Linked DNA regions of Homo sapiens: region 1 is linked to region 2. A link is an interaction called in ENCODE POLR2A ChIA-PET data of the cell type or tissue named here. Cell type or tissue: GM12878. All regions are shown on one strand. Links, peaks and the distances in the headings refer to the core of each region. The heading gives the core; the rest is flanking DNA.

Region 1 (5,399 bases), core at 143-5,142, 81 kb before region 2:
ACCTGCTGAACATCATAATTTAGTATAGGCTTCCTTAATACAAGTACTCAGAACACTTACATTAGCCCAGCATCATGAGAGAGCATCCTATTGCATGTTGCTAGCCCAGGAAAAGATCAAAATTCGAATTACAGTTTCTACTGAATGCCTGTTGATTTTGCGTCATCATGAAGTCAAAAACTTGTAAGTCAAACCGTCATAAGTCAGGGAATGTGTGTATATCTGTTTAGCAATTCTCTTGTTGGGGAATACCTGAGCTGTTTATAGTTTTTGACTATTACTAGTAAAGCAGCTGGCTGGGCACAGTGGCTCATGCCTGTAATCCTAGCACTTTCAGTCATATTTAATGTTGTCAATCTTTTTAATTTTAGTTATTTTGGTGATGATTGATAGTATCTCATTGTAATTTAGATTTTTATTTCCTGGAGAACTAATGGTTTTCAGCATTTTTTATTCATTCGTTTGCCTTTTTTCTTTTCTTTTGGGATGGAGTCTCGCTCTGTCGCCCAGGCTGGAGTACAGTGGCGCGACCTCAGCTCACTGCAAGCTCCGCCTCCCGGGTTCACGCTATTCTCCTGCCTCAGCCTCCCAAGCTGCTGGGATTACAGGCACCCACCACCATGCCCGGCTAATTTTTGGTATTTTTAGTAGAGACGGGGTTTCACCGTGTTGGCCAGGCTGGTCTCAATCTCCTGACCTCGTGATCCGCCTGTCTCGGCCTCCCAAAGTGCTGGGATTACAGGCATGAGCCACTGCGTCCGGCCTCGTTTGCCTTTTTTATATCTCTTTTTGTGATGACTCTATTAAAATCTTATGTCCATTAAAAAAATTGAGTTGTTTGTGCTTTTACTATTGATTTGTAAAATGTTTTACAATGTGTTGAACATAAGTCCTTTGTCAGACATCTGTTTTATGAATAATTTCTCTTGTCTGTGGCTCACTTTTTCTTTTTCTTAGTAATGTTTTTTGATGAACTGAAGTTATAAATTTTGATGAAGTCAGATTTATGAATGTTTTTCTTTTAAGGTAATTTTTGTGTCCTATCTAAGGAACCTTTTCCTTCCCCCAAGTCACAACGATAATTCTCCTGTTTAGAAACTTTGTAGTTTTTGCATTTATAGTTGGGTTCCTGATCCATCTTGTATTAATTTTTATGTATGGTATACAGTACCTGTTTGGGTTTCTTTTTTGCATGTGAACATTTAGTTGTATTTGTAGAGAATACTTTTCTTCATTGGATTGCTTTCACATATTTGGTGCCTTTGTTGAAAATCAATTGACTGCATATAAGTTTAGGTCTATTTCTGTTTTCCTTATTCTGTTTCAATAACTTATCTTGATTACTATAGTAATTCTTGAATTAAGGTAGTATAAGTGTTCCAATTCTTTTTCTTTTTCAAGATTGCTTTTTGCATATCCTTAACATTTTAGATTCAGTTTGTCAGTTTTTACAAAAATTCTTGGTAAAAGTATAATTGATATTCTGATTGGATCTATAGATCAATGTGGGGAGAATTAAGATCTAAAATACTGAGTCTTCCACTACATGTACATGGTATGCTTCATTTATTTAGGGCCTCTTTATCTCAGCAATGTTTTGTAGTTTTCAGTGGTTTGTGTTAGACTTATTGTCATTTTTTTCCCTAAGTATTTTATGTGTGGGATGCTCTTTTCAAGGAAATAGTTATTTCAAATCTCATTTTCTATTGCTTAATCCTGGTATGTATATTTTTACATTGGGCTTGCGTGCGATGAGCTTTTCTATTTTACTTATTGAGTAGTCGTTTTTAGATTTTTTAGGATTGTTTATATAAACAATTGTGTTAACTGCATTTAGAGACAGTTTTACTTCTCTGCCTTTTATTTCTGTTACTTGCCCTATTGCAGTGCCTTATTCCCCACCTAAGAGAGAAATCATTTAGTCTTTTGACATTATATGTCATACTAGCTGTAGAATTTTCATGAATGTCTTTCATCAGATTGAGGAAAGTTCCTTCCATTTCTAGAGTACTGAAATTTTTGAAAAGTTATGAGTAGATGTTGAATTCTGTCAAGTGCTTTTTCTGTGTTTATTAAATATCATTTTTCTTCTTTATACTGTTAGTGATTTAAATTGATTCATTTTTATATATTAACTTTGCATTCTTGTGATAAATTCTACATGGTTATGATATATGTGAATTCAATTTGATAATATTTTTATTAAGGATTTTTGTGTCTGTATTCATCAGGGATATGGCTCTATACTTTTCCTGTAGATGTCTTTGTTTAGCTTTGGAGTAATATAATGTTTTTATCAGTAATGCTAGCAATGGTTTTGTTAGCGTCATTGGCTTCACTTGAAAGTGGGGTCTACTACCTTATGTTTGAAAGAGTTTGTATGAAATTAATGTTTTTTTTTTATGTGTTTCTATAGGGTTCAGTAGTGAAACCATCTGGGACTCTAATTTGTTTGTATATAGGTTTTTTATAAACTCAGTTAAAAAATCTACTCAGCTTTTCTCTATTTTTTTTAGTAAGTTGTATTTTTCAAAGAATTTGAGAATTTCATCTAAAGTGTATTTGTTGACATAAAGTTGTTTATAATATTTTCTTAATTCTTTAAATGCCTATAAGAGTTACACTGCTAATTTTTAGCAAATTCCCAGCACTCTGCCTTTAATCTTGATTAGTCTAGGTAGATGTTGTTGATCTAGTCACTGAACCGGTTTTTTCTTAAACAGTTATTGAAGTATAATTTACATACAATAAAATCCACTCACATTAAGCATATGATTTAATAATTTTTTAGTAATATTAAAGAGATCTGCAACCATAATCTTGTTTTAGAATAGTTTATCACCTGCAGAAGATGCCTTGTGATAGTTGATAGTTACTTCTGCTTTCACTCCGAGCCCTAGGCAACCACTTCTCTACTTTCTGTTTCTGTATAGTTATCTTTTTTGACATTTTCTATAAATAGAATAATACAAAATGTAGTCTTTTGAGCCTAGCTTCTTTGACTTAGTGTAAAGTTTTTGTGCTTCATCCTTGTTTTAGTGTGGCTTTGTTAGACTTTAGTATGAGGATAATATTGACCCCATAAAATGTTTTGGAAAATATTCCCTTGTCCTCTGCTTTCTAGAAGAGTTTCTGAACCATTGGTATTATTTTTTCTTGAAATATTTGATGGAATTTACCAGTGAACCATCTGGTTTTGGCTTTTATTAATGAGAGGATTTCCAAATACTGTTTCAATTTCTTTACTAATAATAAGCCTATTCACACTTCCTTTTTCTATCCCCGTTTCTTTTTCCTTCCTCTCTTTTCCCTCCCTCTCTTCCTTTCCTCCCCTTGCCTCCCCTTCCCCATTCTCCTATTCCTTTTTCTTTTTCCTTCATTCCTTGTCTTGATATTTTGAGTATTCCTAGAAATTGGTCAGTTTCTTCTAAGTTGAATTTCTGTAGGGTCAGGATCACGTTCACTCTTTTATTTCTTATTTTGGTAGTTTTGTTCCTTCTCTTTTTTTTCCCTTGGCACATCAACCTAGCGGTGTGACAGTCTTGTTGATCTTTTCAAAGAATCAACCTTGGTTTTAAGAATTTTTAAAAAATTTTTTTTGATTTCCATTTCATTGATCTCCATTCTAATATTTATGGTTGTCCTTCTGCTTATAAGCTTTGCTCTTCTTTTCCTAATTTCTTAAGGTGGAAACTTGGGTTATTTATTTGAGGTCTTTCTTCTTTTCTAAAAATAGGCATTTAAAGCTATAATACCTCTACATACTGCTTTTGCTACAATAATATGTTGTATTTTCATATTCATACAATTGGATACATTTTTAAATTTTTTCTTGTGATTTCTTGTTTGACCATGGATTATTTAGAGGTTGTTGTTCTAATTTAATTCCACTTTGGTTTGAGGGCATGCTTTGTATGATCCCAATTTTTAAAATTTACCGTTACTTATGTTATGGCCAAATATATTTTTTATTGTGGAGAATGTTCCACAAGTACTTGAAATTTTATTCTATATTTGGGAAGAATGTGTTAGATGTTAGTTACATCATGTTGCTTGATGGTTATGTTGAAGTCTTCTGTGTCCTTACAGATTTTCTGTCTAGTTTGTCTATCAATTATTGAGTGGAGTTTTGAAATCTCTGACTATTATTGTTGAATTGTTTATTTCTCTCTCAATTCTGTCCAGCGTTGCTTCATGTATTTTGAGACTCCTTTTGTATGTTTATAATTTTTATATCTTCATGATATTGACCCTTTTATCATTATGAAATGCTTTTGTCTCTAGTAACAGTTTTTGTCTTAAAGACTTGTTTTATTTGCCGGGCACGGTGGCTCACACCTGTAATCCCCAGCACTTTGGGAGGCCGAGGCGGGCGGATCATGAGGACAGGAGATCGAGACCATCCTGGCTAACACGGTGAAACCCCGTCTCTACTAAAAATACAAAAAATTAGCTGGGTGTGTTGGCGGGCACCTGTAGTTCCAGCTACTCAGGAGGCTGAGGCAGGAGAATGGCATGAACCCAGGAGGCGGAGGTTGCAGTGAGCCAAGATCGCACCACTGCAGTCTGGCCTGGGTGAAAGAGTGAGACAACGTCTCAAAAAAAAAAAAAAAAAGACTTGTTTTATTTTAGTACAGCTACTTCAGCTCTCTTATGGTTATTGTTTACATTGTTTATCTTGTTTCACACTTTTGCTTTCAACCTATTTTATATCTTTGATTCTAATGTGTGCTGGATGTTTTTCATTTGGATAGTCTTTGTTTTTATAGTGTTCAAGCTATTTACGTTTAATGTTTGTTTTGTATATTTCTCATGGTGCTTTTTGTTCTTCTCTTCCTCATTTATTGCTCTTTTTTGTGTTAAATAGATATTTTCTTGTGCACATTTAAATTATTTTCTTTTTACTATGCATATTTTTAAGTGTTTTTATATTGGTTGACCTAGGGTTACAATATGCATATTGACTTATTACAATTGACTTCATATTAATACTAATTCAGTGTTAGTAATATGTAGAATATTTAATTCTGTATAGCTTCATTCCTTTTCCTCTCCTGGAGAGTGCCATTGTCATATGTATTATATTTTATATGCTGTAAGATTAACCATACAGTTTTACAGGTTTTTTTTTGTAGCTGTTTTGTAAATTTGTTAAGAGGAATAAAGAGAGAAAAGTTTTTATTCAGTCTTTTAGATTTGTCTATGTAATTACCTCTTGAGTATTCTTCATTTCTTTGTGAGAATTTGAGTTACTGCTTGGTATCATTTCCTTTTAGCCTGCAGGACATCTTTACTATTTTTACAGATTCCTCAGTCTTTACCTGGGAATGTCTTTATTCTGCCTCAGTTTTGTAGGGTAGTTTATTTGGATAAAGAATTCTTGGTTTAGTGTTTTTCTT
Region 2 (5,399 bases), core at 297-5,296:
AGAGCGAGACTGTCTTAAAACAAAACAAAACAAGATAAAAACAGTAGATATATTTATAAGGCCCATTTGAGGTGTAAGTGACTTAACATCCCTGGCACTTGAACACTAATGAATATTATGACTGCCACTTTAAAGGAGGCAGAAGAAGTTTAAAAAGTAAAACAAAAAGTTTGTTTCAGAAAACAAGCATTTTACCTCTGTTTCAAATAGTCTAATTTTTTTAGTGATGAAAACTTCTGAGACCAGTAGATGTTTGTAAATAAAAAACATTTATGGCAGTCTTTGTAACTGTAATGAAACTGGTAGAGAGTAATAATAGCCTGTTTTTTGTTTGTTTGTTTGCTTTGGGGGATATTTGCAATACAGTTTATTGATATGTCACATACATGTAAAGTTTATAATTCACCCCAGAATTTATATTACTAAGTTTGTGCTAGTATTAAAGAGCTTTTCAAATTCAGTGCCTGTTTAAAAAAAAAAAAAAAAAAACTGTACTCCATGCCTTGAAAATAGCAAAACTGTGATATAGATTAAGGTGGGGAAGCATTTTTTTTTCTATTTAGAGCTATAATAAGAAAAAATAAATTGAGACAGTGGTTTTTAATTTGAAAAAGAGAAATGAAATATTTATTCATCTACTTTTAAAATGGAGAAACAATAATATGTATGTGAAATCTTTCTTCTGTACTGTAAAACTAGCTACACAAATAACATCACCCTCCCTGACTCTCAAAATAAAATACTAAACCCATACAGAGAAAACTACTCTGAAAGACAGCTCCACAGATGAGGTCACTGAAAGGTGTCCAACATTGGGGATGTTGGGTAAAGCAAGGCAGGGAATGGGTGAGTGAGGGCAAAAGCTGACAACTTGGAAACATATTAAAAGTAGGTACTAGATCAAATTCAGTCTGTCCTGTTGCATTGCCTATTTCTAGAACGCATATTTATAACATGAATTAGCTCACACATGAATGGTAAATAGTGGAATGATATCTGTATAATGTAGATTCCATATTGTAGAAGCTATTTTGTTTGCACATGATTTTTCCCAGTAAGTAAATATGTTACATTGTTAATTAATAATAGCAGCTGAACTCAGATACAGTTGGCTGTCCATTCATGGGTCCACATCCATAGATTCAACTAACGGCAAATTGAAAGTATTTGGGGAGAAAAACAATAGTTGGGCCTACATTGAATGTGTACAGACTTTTTTCTTGTCATTATTCCCTAAACAATACACGACAACACCTATTTACATAGCATTTATAATACGTTGTATTAGGTATTATAACTAACCAAGTATATGCTCCCTGGTGTCCAGGGGGGTGAAAAATAAATTAAATAAATAAAGTATATGAGAAGATATGCACAGGTTATATGGAAATACAGTGCCATTTTATATAAGGGACTTAAGCATCTGCAGATTTTGGTATCCTGGGGGTGGGGTTCTGGAAGCAATCCCCCACAGATGCTAAGGGATGACTGTATATGGAAACAAAAACACAATGGGATGCATGAAGCCACAGAGGAGTAAAGAGAGTGCTGTACAGGATGTCTAGTTATACCATGTTCTTCCTTTTGGCTTAGTTTTGCCATGCATCCTGTCTTGGAAGTGCTACTTGTGGAATTCTTCCCAAGTTTTGCTCATTTTGCTTGTTTTTATAACTTAGCAACCTTATCCCTTCCTTACACTTCCTTCCATCAGGTTACATTCACTTTTTTCTTACGTTTCTTATAAAACCTATATTTACTGTATCATCTGTTTATTTGGAACTTAACCAAGCTTTAAAAAATCAACTGTGTTAATACTTTTTGGAGGAATAATTAATGTTTTTGTTGGGTCCCTGGTTATGTTATCTTTCATGTCTGGCTTCTTTCATGTTTTTGAGATTTATATTGTAGATTTTGTGTGGACTGTCCCCGATTTCACTTCTAACTTTTAAGTTCACATTTGGCAGAATATAAGATCTTTCAAGAAAAATTATGTTATCACAGAAATGCCAGAGTAATGTTATAGAACTCTGGATCATAGAGTAGGTCAGTCAGAAGCACTTTAGCACATAGAATTGCTCAGTGTAAGAGGAGATCTTTTGATGGAAATTCAGTCATGATTGTGGACTTTCATCACAATACTGTTCATTTGGCCCTACTCTCTGGTTAGAAATCCCTAGTAGTTAAAAGGTCTTCTCCAGTTATGAGGTAAACTCATTACCTCAGAAATCACCCTTATTCTACCCACAAAGAGTTGTTGAAAGAGATATGAAAAAAACAAAATGCGCTTCCTACTCTCACACACCACAGTCAATACTTCTGACGACAGGTGTTGTGGGGTTTTCCCCCCACACACCAACCAAAGCAGTTCTCCAGTCCAGTAGACACCAACTGGGCGTCCTCTAATTCAGTTCTGTTCTGACACTGTCTATCTGAAGATAGTATCATATACCACAGGTTAAGGGCTCAGTCCCATAAGACTGCCCTCCACTTCAGATGCCAGTCACCAGTAGTAGGTTCTTACCTATACTTCCGACCAAACCAGATATAAATTGGGGGTTCCCACAGACCATTCGTCAGTTTTGATTAATTTGCTAGGGCGGCTCACAGAACTCAGGGAAACACTTTACTTATGTTTATCCAACTATTATAAGGGATATTACAGAGGATATACGTGAACAGCCAGATGGAAGAGGTGCATAGTTGGGGAGCACAGAGCTTCCATGCCCTCTGACATGCCACGCACCCGCCACGGATCTCCACAAGTTCAGCTGTGCAGAAGCTCATCCCAACTCTGTCATTTTGGATTTTTATGAAGGCTTAATTATGTAGGCTCTGTTGATTATATCATTGGCCATTGGTGATTAACTCAACCTTCAGCCTCCTCCCTTCCCTAGAGGTCAGAGGGTGAGGCTAGAAGTTCCAGCCTGCTAACTGCATGGTTGGTTCCCCTTGTGAACCAACCCCATCCTGAGGCCATTCAGGAACCCATAAGATTTGCTTCCTTCAAACAAAAGATGCTCCTATTACCCAGGAAATTCTAAGGCATTTAGGAGCTCTGTGTCAAGAAATGGAGTCAAAGACCAAATATTAGAACAAAAGATTCTCCTTGCCACCCTATCTATAAGTTTATTAGCCCTGTGCCAGGGACTGTGGGCAAAGACCAATATGTATGGTTCTTATTATTTCAAAGTTAATTTACATGTTCAAAAGGAAAACTATATCTTCTGACTTGATGTGGGCCTTCTTGAGATACATCTCCTTTATCAGAGGTCATCCTTTGGGACCTATTGCTTATTTGGCCCTGTAAAAGGCACTCAGCCTGGGATACTGTTTGAGGTTTAGACTCAAGACAAAGGGTAGACATGCAGAGTCTATGATGCTCTACCCAATTTCGTTAATTTTAGTGTGCTACTACCAAAGACTTAAAGCTACTTTTAAAAACTTTATTGAAGTAAAATTTACATACCACAAAGGTAACGCATTTTAAATATATGATTCAGTGATTTTTGGTAAATTTACCAAGTTGTACAACCATCACTACAATCAGGGCCAACTTCATGTATGTGTAACCAGTACAGTCTCACAGGGCCCCATGCCCAGAAAGGAGCCCTGAATTCACAAGGGTGCCCTGTACTTGGAGTTTAATACTCTGTGGTTGTCATCTTGAATTCTTAATAATTTTATGTTTAGATTTATCGTTTTGTAAGTAAAGTCTGATGGGACAATTGAACATGCTCTAGGGGCTTTGAACCACGTATTCTTCCCACCTTGAGACATGTTTTCGACCACCTTCTTTCTGTTTCTGCTCATTGTTGCTGCCTCTACCCACGGTGAGGCTGTGGACACAGGGAAGGTCAGGACTGGATGTATGTGCCTTGTGTGCCTCTGAGGGTCTGCATTTACCCAATGAGTATCTCATGACTGAGGGATACAGCATTAAATAGCAAATAAAGTACCATAACAGGTCAAGAGAGAGACCCTAGAAGAAAGGAAAAAAATGTTTTCCTGCTTTTTAAACAAAGTGCCTGCATTTTATTTTGTACCAAACCTGACTACAGTCCAGTTTTAGAACCTTCGACAACCCCAAAAGATCCATCATGTTAGTTTATAGTTAGCCCCCTTTCCCATCACCAGACTTGGGCAACCACTTAGCTCTTTTTTGTCTCCACAGACTTGCCTATTCTAGACATGTGATACAAATGGAATCATAAGTATGTGGTTTTTGTGTCTGGTTTCTTTCATGTTTCTGAGGTTCATATTGTAGTATATATATCCATGTTTCATTTCTTTTTATTGCTGAATAATACTCCATTGAATGGATATACTACACGTTATCTATTTGCTTATCCATTCATCAGTTGATGGACTTTTTGATTATTGCCACTTTTTGGACACCATTAATAATGCTGCTATAAATATTCATACTGTTTGCATGTATGTTTTCATATATCTTGGATATATACTTAGGAATGAATGCTGGATCATGTAACAAATTTGTATTTAACTTTTCAGAAGCTGCCAAACTGTTTTATAAAGTGGCTGTACATTTTACATTCCTACTGGCATGAGGGTTTCCATTTTCCACATCCTCAGCAATGTTTATTATTGTCATTTTGATTATAACCATTGTTGCGAGTAAAAATTGGTATCTCATTAATTTGTCTTTCCCTCATGGTTAATGATATTGAGCTTCTTTTTATGTGTTTATTACCCATCCATATATCTTCTTTGGTATGATGTCTGTTCAGATCTTTTACTCATTTTAAAGTTGGGTCATTTGTTTTATTATAAAGTTACAAAAAGTTATTTTTTGATTATGTGATTTTTTAAATAAAAAAATTAATAGTTAAAAAAAGAATGTCATTTTACAAAGCACTTGCCATATATATATATCTTATAATTCTTTATATATTCTGGATATCAGCATTTTATTAAATATAATCTGTGGCTGGGCACAGTGGCTCATGCCTGTAATCCCAGCATTTTGGGAGGCCTAGGTGGGCAGATTACAGATTACGAGGTCAGGAGATCAAGACCATCCTGGCTAACACGGTGAAAGCTCGTCTCTACTAAAAATACAAAAAATTAGCCAGTGTGGTCGCATGTGCCTGTAGTCCCAGCTACTCAGAAGGCTGAGGCAGGAGAATCACTTGAACCTGGGAGGCAGAGGTTGCAGTGAGGCGAGATCATGCCACTGCACTCCAGCCTGGGTGACAGAGTGAGACTCCATCTCCCAAAAAAAAAAAAAAAAAAAAAAATATATATATATATATATATATATGTATATTTATATTTTGTAAATATGTTTTCCTAGAGTGTGGTTTGTTATTTTATTTTTTAATGATGTTTCTTGAAGTATAACACATTGAATTTTGATGAAATTCAGCTTACCAATTTTT

Evidence for each region. ChIA-PET counts read pairs that join two places held together with the same protein. Peaks named below come from ENCODE experiments on the same cell type or tissue, not always from the same donor. Only the 100,000 strongest peaks of a DNase experiment are listed, where the experiment ranks them.
Region 1: POLR2A ChIA-PET joins it to region 2 with 6 read pairs; 2 of 35 experiments call an interaction of 5 or more read pairs at or near these places.

Annotation. Positions count from the first base shown.
Region 1 is chr14:60,842,806-60,848,204 of GRCh38, forward strand. All of the region lies in intron 6 of MNAT1 (MNAT1 component of CDK activating kinase), which reads left to right. Among named protein-coding and RNA genes, the nearest start is that of MNAT1, 110 kb to the left of the region's middle. In GM12878, for the core only: no CTCF peak of the experiment used is centred there; a DNase peak (open chromatin) is centred at 2,916; H3K27ac peaks cover 591 bases.
Region 2 is chr14:60,923,914-60,929,312 of GRCh38, forward strand. The region is part of intron 7 of MNAT1 (MNAT1 component of CDK activating kinase); the gene reads left to right. Among named protein-coding and RNA genes, the nearest start is that of TRMT5, 54 kb to the right of the region's middle. In GM12878, for the core only: no CTCF peak of the experiment used is centred there; a DNase peak (open chromatin) is centred at 2,318.